2 separate regions of the Homo sapiens genome follow, and region 1 is linked to region 2. A link is an interaction called in ENCODE POLR2A ChIA-PET data of the cell type or tissue named here. Cell type or tissue: K562. All regions are shown on one strand.

The links. ChIA-PET counts read pairs that join two places held together with the same protein. Peaks named below come from ENCODE experiments on the same cell type or tissue, not always from the same donor. Only the 100,000 strongest peaks of a DNase experiment are listed, where the experiment ranks them.
Region 1: POLR2A ChIA-PET joins it to region 2 with 5 read pairs; 8 of 35 experiments call an interaction of 5 or more read pairs at or near these places.

The regions. Positions count from the first base shown.
Region 1 is chr5:141,601,963-141,606,962 of GRCh38, forward strand. All of the region lies in intron 1 of DIAPH1 (diaphanous related formin 1), which reads right to left. Among named protein-coding and RNA genes, the nearest start is that of DIAPH1, 15 kb to the right of the region's middle. RefSeq lists an enhancer at 3,674-3,753. In K562, no CTCF peak of the experiment used is centred here; DNase peaks (open chromatin) are centred at 2,559 and 3,889; H3K4me3 peaks cover 372 bases.
Region 2 is chr5:141,672,927-141,677,926 of GRCh38, forward strand. It overlaps ARAP3 (ArfGAP with RhoGAP domain, ankyrin repeat and PH domain 3), which reads right to left. Exons shown (of 33, transcript NM_022481.6): 5 at 679-882; 6 at 475-544; 7 at 87-207. Among named protein-coding and RNA genes, the nearest start is that of ARAP3, 6.8 kb to the right of the region's middle. RefSeq lists enhancers at 1,266-1,933, 1,934-2,602. In K562, a CTCF peak has its summit at 4,725; a DNase peak (open chromatin) is centred at 4,705.

The DNA of each region.
Region 1 (5,000 bases), 71 kb before region 2:
GGGTAAAATGGGAAATAAGTATCACTACAGCCAAAAATAATTTCCTTTCATATCCTAATCTACCTACCCAGAAAGAACAGGTAAGGTAAGGCATATGTCACTTAGAATCATGCAGAACAGAGAGATAAGGGTCCAGCTCTGATTAATTTCTTTATTCAGGATTGACACAGTTCCTTAGGGTACTGAGGCAACAGAGGGTCATAATAGGATCTTGAATTCAGTTACCATTGAGGCCTGATCTAGCTTTGCCACAAAAAAAAATTTTTTTTTTTGAGACGAAGTCTCACTCTGTTGCCTATGCTGGAGTGCAGTGGCGCAATCTTGGCTCACTGCAAGCTACGCCCCTGCGTTCAGACCATTCTCCTGTCTCAGCCTCCCGAGTAGCTGGAACTACAGGCGCCCATCACCTCACTCGGCTAATTTTTTGTATATTTAGTAGAGACGGGGTTTCACCGTATTAGCCAGGATGGTCTTGAACTCCTGACCTCGTGATCCACCTGCCTTGGCCTCCCAAAGTGCTGGGATTACAAGCGTGAGCCACCACGCCTGGCCTTTGCCACAAAATTTATCACATTTCCACTAAAGGAATGTAAAGTCAGGGTAAGCTTTTAAAAATCGACCACAGTTTCAGTCTTCCTATCTCTAGGGTTCTGTTGTCTCAGAGGACTAGTATGAAGAATAAATAATAAAACAGATATAAAGCACTTTGTTTTGCAAAGTACTTTGTAAAAGTTAAATAATATATGATGGAACCACTGAAACTGGCTAGTTTCCCTTCTTCAATTCCCACTCCTTAAACAGAAGTCAGTCAGAACTAAAGAAAATGAAATAATGGACAACTTTAAATGCACAGAAGAACTTTCCCTTCCATTTTCAAGGAATGGCCCAAAGACAACAGCAATTGAATCAACATTTCATCTAGCATTTACAGAGAAACAAACTAGATTCTGACATCACCACTTATTGGTGCCTGCAGCCTACACAGGCGTTGTGTAGAGTTGGAGTACCCACTTCAAAAAGAAAATAAAGGAAAGAAAAAGGGTACCTCAGAGGAAAGGAAGTCTAGAAGAGGGGCACAAAATGACCAGGAATTTAAAAATATAAACTATAAACCTAGAAAAGCTAAATGTGTTTAAGGGAAAGAAGGCTGAAGATTACCTAGCAGTCCCCAGAAATGGAAATGATAGGCTCATGTTCTCCATGACCACTGAGGAAAAAGTGCTGAAGGATTAGGTAAGACTGTAGCAGCTCCTCCATTTGGTTCAGAGTGCCTCAGCAGCCCCACAGCTAAACTAAGCACTGGAGAGTTAAACTCATTAGTTCCACAATGTATACATATATCAAAACATCATGTTGTATACCATAAACAATTTGTATGTCAATTATACCTCAATAAAGCTGAGAAAACATAAATAAATAATAAACTTGTTAGAATTCATACAACAGCCAACAAAGGAAACATAGTAAAAGACAGTCCAATATCTTTTATTCCTAATTAAAAGAGTTCTATCAATCTACCCCTGCCTTCCAAAATCAGCATCTTTTTCCTAACCCCACCCGGGAACAATGAAAGATTCTAGGCAGTGGCCAGTGTCAAGCACAAGTTAGAAATGCCGTATAAAGAACAGTAGTAACTGTAGTCCATTCTGTATTTCAATAATTTGCTTATAAATTTGAAATAATTTACTTATAAATGTAAAGCAACTAACTTAATGTCCTGCACAACTGTCTAAAACTGTTGGTGAGTCTGCTTTCCAATAAACCTTATTTCCCAATTATAATTAAAATGAGGGGAAAACTATCTTAATATTAGAATTGGATCCTCTAACAGGTCCAAAGTATCACTTCTCTAATAGTTCAAGAAGGCAAGTACCTTGGGGAAAGGGAAAAAGTAACTTTTTGCCTACAGCTCAGCTCATCCTAAAGCCCTGCAACTGGCAGCCGGCATCCTAGGTAGTTGATAGCCCAGAGGGAAGGAGGAAAGGCCACGCTGGTATCACTATTCCAGCACAGCAGAACAGGTAGAAACCGGGCTGAGGATGCTGCATTCCTCCAAGTCCATCCATACAAACTGCCAGTCCTTGCACTATAAAGCACACATGGTTTGGGCAAACAAGCTGCCAACAGAGAAAGTGCTCAGAGTCTGGAAGTCCTACTTTCCTATCAAGTATCACAAGGTGTAGCAGGCACACCGGTATCTTCTGCTGTTCAGAAGGTGAAAGCCAGCATGCATAGTCTGTCATTTGGTGACAGAACAGTAAGCAAAGCTTCCTTCCTTTCAAACATTCTAAGGTTCCAATACAACTTTTGAATACATATACAGGAAACAAAACATAATGTTAACCAATTTTTCCAAAATTTCAACATATTTCTCAAGCTTCAAATATTGATACTTGCTCTTCCTTTCTTACTAGGCCTCTCCCTCTGCTGCCTAAGCTTAGAGAAGACTATGATCACTCCTTTAAAAAAAGGGGTGTTGTCCATTCATTTAGAAATAGTCAGTGACTCAGGAATGCTGTTTCCCAATCGCCGTAGCAACTGTCTTCTCCTCCCATGTTATGATGTGAGTAGCAGGACATCTACTCTTCCTCAAGGGTGGGCATGTGTGTGACACACCCAAAGCCTAGCAGACAGCAGGAAGTTTCTGCAACTGCTACCGCTTCTACATACAGGCACCAAGTATGAGGACACCTTGTTTTAAATCCCATTCCTAAAGTCCTTTCATTTCTAAATAATCTCTTTTTTGTATCCTCACACCACTCCTGAATACCCAGAAATAATCCTACCCCTACTGACAACCGCTTAACTAATCCAAAAATTATACTACTACTCAATAAGCCAGACTTGATCCTACGAAACCACAGAAAATATTTTTTGGCCCGGTACACATTCAGAATAAGATTTTGAAAAAATCTTAGGGAGGAGGGGAGATGAGCATGAAGATGAAATCTTATTATTTCTCTACCACCAGAAATATAAGTGTTAAAATAAGGTTGTTCTGATACTTCTAGCAATTGTACTTGTGTTGAACTATGTTCTAACACAAACACACACAGAATTTCATGCCAAAGTACTTAGGATCTAAAGAAACTTCCATATATCATGTACTGTTCTCTTTGGTTCTAACCATTAAAAAAAATTAATTTCTGAAAAACAAAGTATGGGACTGTTTTACTCTTTTTATATACATTTGTATTTTCTTAGAAAAAAACTATCACTTTTAGAATACACATACATTTCCATTTCAAATTAAGGTGGCAATTTTCAAAGATTAGAAAGCTGGAAAATTTTTATGACACTATTTTAAAAGCAAAAAACATCTGTAAACTATAAAGGCAATGTTGTAAAAATATTTGTGCATAGAGATAATGACTAAAATATACAAAGACTGTAAAATAAAAATGAAAAATAGAAATTTAGGGTTCTTACGTATTGTTTCAAAAATATATATGTGTTTTCAAAAAAAAAGCACACACAAAAAATCATTAGCACATCATCTAAAAGCAAAACATCATCATCCAATTACCATAGGCAAAATGCCTATCAGTATTTACTCTTCTCCAGTGGTATTTTGCTTAAGGAAACACTCCTGACAAGGCACAGTTACAAAGTTTAGGTATGACAATGCAATGTGAGAAAGAATACTGAGAAGAATATTAGTGGAGTCTAAAACCTAGGTCATCTAATTACACGACTTTGAGCAACTTAATACCACTAGGCCTCAGTGTCCTCCTAATTTTAAGAGGCTGGGTCAGATCATTTCTAGGGTCTCTTCCGACTCCTTAAAGACTATACTTAGGTACTACTGCTCTTTTTGAGGGCAGCCCAATGCCTGCTGCTTGCCTGATAATACATATCCTACAGTGGCTTCTCACCACTTCTTCTTGCGGTTTCAATCACAGGAAACAGACGTCACCCACAGACCTAGAAGTAAGTAACGAACAGCCCTGGCGGATGCAAAGAGCTGCCAACTAAGACCAACTCCCATCTTTTAAAAATACAAGAATCAAGAAAGAAATCACTAGAGACCTCTAAGCCTGACACACATCTTTCACAAAAACTAAGAAAACTAAAAATATCCCTCTAGGCCCCATGCAAAATGAAATAATTTTAGAATAGTCCAAAACTATTTTGCTTCTATTGCCAAATGAAGGAACTGAAGGAATTCTTATAGCTCTGGGTGGGAGTATATGTGCTTATGAAAAAAATGGTGCACTCCTACTGCCACTAGTACTTTTTGTGGATATCCAGACATACCCTGAGGACTTGAAAACTCTTCCTTGTTCTCTTCATTTAATACTCAATGTAAACCTTTCTGTAGCCATTAAAGATCATATTAATAGATTCAAATAATATGGGAACTTAGCAATTATTCACTTTAAATGTATGTAACAATCCCTAAGGGCACTGAGTCAAATCCTGCTTTCATTTTTATTTATTTATTTATTTTGAGACAGAGTCTCGCTCTGTCGCCCAGGCTGGAGTGCAATGGCACAATCTCGACTCACAGCAACCTCCACCTCCTGGGTTCAAGCAATTCTCCTGCCTCGGCCTCCCGGGTAGCTGGGACTACAACTGGGCACCACCACGCCTGGATAATTTTTGTATTTTTAGTAGAGACGGGGTTTCACCATGTTGGCCAGGCTGGTCTTGAACTCCTGGCCTCAGGTGATCTGCCCACCTCGGCCTCCCAAAGTGCCTGCTTTCATTTTTAATAATAAAAGTTGATAGCCTTACACTATGTAAAATAACATAAGAGTTTTTTTTAATCCTACAGACATGTTCTTTCATTAAACACAAGTCAAAACTATCTCTCCAGAGATGAATAATAATCTCTTCTCAACAGAGTTCTTCTGGTCACATATAGTTACATTAGTGATTCTCTCTGCCCCATAGTTACTTTGGTGAGAGAGAATTAATGTTTTCAAAACTGTCAGTCTCCTATATTAGATCACAGAAACAGAGAGCCTTGAAAATAATCAAGATTCCCAAGGCTATTA
Region 2 (5,000 bases):
TGGTGGGGATGGAGAAGCAGGTCAGTGGCTGTTGCTCACACAGCCTCCCTCCCTCCTGCCCTGACTCAGGGGGCTGTGGCCCTCACCCTCGCTCTCTGTGCGGAACACGAACACCCTCTGGCCGGTGATGACCTGGAACTTGTTGTCCTTGCTGCTGCGGGTCATCTCAATGGCAGTCAAAGGTATCACACCCTTAGGGAAGGGGTCCTGGAGAGAGAGAGCTCAATGACCCATGAGGACAGGAACTGAGCCATGTGTGCCAGCCCCTGGGTCCTGCCCCAGATTTTATAAGATTGGCATTAAATCCACAAGCAGTGGGTACAGCTGCTAAGCCAGCTACTTTAAATGCTGACATCAGTCATGCAGTCACTGCCCCGCCCACACACACAATGGACTTCCCTCCTTCCAATTCTGAGCCCCTCTCAGCCCTCCCTCTCCCTCATCTCCATATCGTCACATCTCCCAGCCCCCCACCTTGTCACTGCCAAAGTACATCAGACTCCTCCCATTGAACTGCACAAAGCGTCTCTGGAAGACATAGTTTCTGAGGAAGGAAGGAGCCAAGATCAGTGTTTGAGGTTGCATGGGGTTAGGGGGATCATAGGGTCTGGGGGCACTTTCCCGCGCAACCACCTCCCAGCCTCTCTTTTCTCCCTCCCTTCCCCTCCCAGCACCCACCCCTGAGGGGAGAGCTTGTCTAGCCAGCCACTGAGCAGGGGCGTGAGGCGGTCTGCCGTGAAGGAGAAGCTGGCATAGGGTGAAATGAGGTCATCACTGGTCTCCTCTGTTTCCAGGGTGGGCGATAAGAGGGTGGAGTCTCCAGGTAGCTCAAGGCTGGCATAGCCAGCATCCTCCCGTGCCTCCAGATCCTGTCTGCTGAGCCTTGTGGGGGCCAAGACAGGGAGGGACACACATTAGACAAGTACCCCGGACACCCTCTTTGTACTTTCTCCATCCTACTCACATCACCTAAGAATAGAATGCCTGGCAGGTACTGGATCTGATTTTCTTTTCTTTTTCTTTTCTTTTCTTCTTTTTTTTTTTTTTTTTTTTTGAGATGGAGCTTCGCTCTTGTTGCCCAGGCTGGAGTGCAATAGCGCAATCTCGGCTCACCACAACCTCCACCTCTCGGGTTCAAGCGATTCTCCTGCCTCAGCCTCCTGAGTAGCTGGGATTACAAGAATACGCTACCACGCCTGGCTAATTTTGTATTTTTAGTAGAGACGGGGTTTCTCCATGTTGGTCAGGCTGGTCTCGAACTCCTGACCTCAGGTGATCCACCCGCCTTGGCCTCCCAAAGTGTTGGGATTACAGGCGTGAGCCATCACGCCCAGCCTCTTTTGAGACAGGGTCTCTCTCTCTCTCTCTGCTGCCCAGGCTGAGTGCAGTGGTGCAATCATGGCTCACTGCAGTCTCAAACTTCTGGGCTCAAGGGATCCTCCCACCCTGAGTAGCTGGGACTACAGGCATGTGCTGGCCACCACACCTGGCTAATTTTTTATTTTATTTTTAGTAGAGATGAGGTCTCGCTATGTTGCCCAGGCTGGTCTCAAACTCCTGGGTTCAAGTGATCCTCCCACCTCGGCCTCCCGAATTGCTGGGGTTACAGGTGTGAGCCACTGTGCTCAGCCTGGATCTGCTTTTCAAACAGGGGAATAGGGAGGTTCAGAACCCTTAAGATTGGCATGGGGCTGCTTTCCTGAGCATACTTGGAATTTTTATTGGGAAAATTTCAGTCCATCTTCTTTGCCGTTAGTATGACTTGGATGGAAAAGACGGGGAAGGGCTGTGTAGATGGCTCCCTGTCATGGTTGCCCATGGCTAATCAATATGTCTTGACTCTTTGTCCAAAACGTTCTTGACCTCTCCCTGGACCAAGGACCAAGTTCCCATCAACTCTCACCAGGGTGATGCAAATTCCCTAACTGGCCATCTGCTTTCATTCTTGCCCTCCCTCCCACACTTATTCTCCCACAGGCACCAAAGTGTTCTTTTACAAATGCAGATGAGACCATTTTACTCCCTTGCAGGAAGCCCTTCAATAACGTCCCATTCGCACTTAGGTTAAACCCAAATTCCAATGGGCTGCAAGAACTTGTACAGTGAGGCCCGTAGGCCACTCCCCTGACTGCATCCTGTGTTGCCCTGGCCCTTGCTTATAGCCACATTCTCCTCCATGTTTCAGAGCCTTTGCACACGCTCTTCCCTCTACCTAGAACTTGCCGCCTTCCATGCTTCCCTGGGCTGCTTTTTCTCATCCTTCAGGTCTTTGCTTATGTCATCTTCTCAGAGAGGCCTCCCTTAACTAACCTGAGTAGATTCCTCTATTATTCTCTGTCACTTTCCAGGGGTTCTCAACCTCAACAGCACAAAATCACTTGGGAAACATTAAAAAATATCAGTACATGGGCTCCACACCAGACACTTAAATGTGAATCTCTGGGAGAGGGCCCAGGCACTCATAGTTTTAAAAATTCCCCAGCCTAAAAAAAATAAAATAAAAAATAAAAAAGGCTGGGCGTGGTGGCTTATACCTGTAATCCCAGCACTTTGGGAGGCCGAGTCAGGCAGATCACAAGGTCAGGAGTTCAAGACCAGCCTGGGCAATATGGTGAAACCCCGTCTCTACTAAAAATACAAAAAAAAATTAGCCAGGTGTGCTGGCGGGCGCCTGTAATTCCAGCTACTCGGGAGGCTGAGGCAAGATAATTGCTTGAACCTGGGAGGCGGAGGTTGCAGTGAGCAGAGATCGAGCCACTGTACTCCAGCCTGGGCAACAGAGCGAGACTCTGTCACAAAAAAAAAAAAATTTCCCCAGCCTATGATACAGCTAATGTTGAAAACTGCTACTGCAGCCTCTGTTTCCTACTTCACTGAGAAATTGAAGTAATCAGATAAGAACCCCCACAGACTCCCAGTGCCATGTTTACCCAATTTCACGCACATATTCTGCCTTCCTCCTGTGACTATAATAAACACTCGTGTCTAAAGCCAGACCCTCCTCTGTGCCCTTAATCCTATTCCTCTCACCTACACAATCACTTAGACATCCCTCACTCTCCTCTCCCCTACATAACTGTCCCTCCCTACCAGATCATTCCTATTCACCTACAAACCTATATAACATTGCATCCAATAAAAAACTCTTGTTGGACAGGTACGGTGGCTCACGCCTGTAATCCCAGCACTTTGGCAGGCGGATCACGAGGTCAAGAGGTCGAGACCATCCTGGCCAACATGGTGAAACCCCGTCTCTACTAAAAGTACAAAAATTAGCTGGGTGTGGTGAAGCGCACCTGTGGTCCCAGCTACTTGGGAGGCTGAGGCAGGAGAATCACTTGAACCCAGGAGGCAGAGGTTGCAATGAGCCGAGATCACACCACTGCACTCCAGCTTGGGTGACAGAGCAAGACTCCGTCTCAAAAACAACAAAAAAACTCTTTTCTTGACTCAGCTTCCTCTAGCAACAATAGTTCCAACTCTCTGCTCTTCTTTGCAGAAAAATTCCTCAAAAGACACTGTCTGTACTTTTCTATTCTCCCTTAAAACCCACTCTCATCGAGCTTTCACCCCATCACTCTGAGACTGTACTTGTCAAGATCCCCAGTGACCTCCAATTCCAAGGGTGAATTCTAAGTCCTATCATACTCAGCAGCAGACCCCTCAGCAGCGTAGGACACAGCTGGCCTCTCCCTTCTTCTTCTACATTTTCCTCACTTTGCTCCTATGACATCACATTCTCCTGGCCTTCTACTTTGCTATTTCTCTTCTGTCCGTTTTGCAGATTCTTCCGCTTCTCCCAAACCTCTAGATATGGGAGTGCACAAGGGCTTTGATCTTGGTCCTCTTCTCTATCTGCACTCACTCACAGCTCTATGCACCCATCTAAGTGCTGACAACTCTCAAGTTTAGGTCTCCAGCTCCGACCTCTCTCTAGACTCTAAGCTCGTCTACCCAGTGGTCTATTTTCACCTCTTCTTGGAGGCATAACTTACACCTCAAATTCAACACATCCAGAACTGCACTCCTAATCTACCCTCTCCTCCCAGCTGCCTGAACACAGTCTTCCCCATCTCAGACCGTGGCGGCTCCAGGAACTTTCAGGTGCTCAGGACAGTGCTATCCAGCAGAAGTTAATGCGAACCAAGTATGTAATTTTAAACTTTTCAGTAGCCACGTTTAAAAAAATTAAAAGAAACAGGTGAAATTAATTTTAATAATATATTTTATTTAACCCAATATATCCTAAACATTAACATTTTAGTATGTAATCAACATAAAAATTACTATTTTTTACTACATAAAAATTCTGTAATCAACATAAAAATATAAACATAAGATAATTTATGTTTATATTTGTTATATTCATCCAGTATTGCTTTTTCTCATATTAAGTCTTTGAAATCTAGCAGGTGTTTTACATTTATTGTGCATCTCAAAGGATACTAGCCGCATTTCATAGGCCCAGTAGTCACATGTGGCTAATGGCTACCATACTGGTCAGCACCAGCTCAGATGGAAGCCCTCAAAGTCATTCTTGACTGCTCTTTTTTTCTCACATCCCAAGTTAATCTGACAGTTTGCCTTCAAAATAAAGCCACTTCTCATCATCTCCACTACTATCACTACACTCTGAGGTCTCTCACCTACATTACTACAAAAACCTCCCCACTGGTCTCTCTGCTTCTCCTTTGGCCCCCTACAGACCACTCCCAACATAGCAACCAGGGGGATCCCTTTATAAAGTCAAAACCCCTCAATGGCTTCCCATTTCACTTAGAGTAAAAGCCAAAGTCCCTTATCTGGCCCCTTGTTTTTGTTTTTTTGGTTTTGTTTTGTTTTTTGTTTTTGTTTTTTTTGTTTTTGTTTTTGTTTTGAGACAGGGTCTCACTCGGTTGTCCAGGATGGAGGGCAGTGGCATGATCTTGACTTGCTGCAACCTCCGCCTCCCGGGTTCAAGTGATTCTCCTGCCTCAGCCTCCCTAGTAGCTGGGACTACA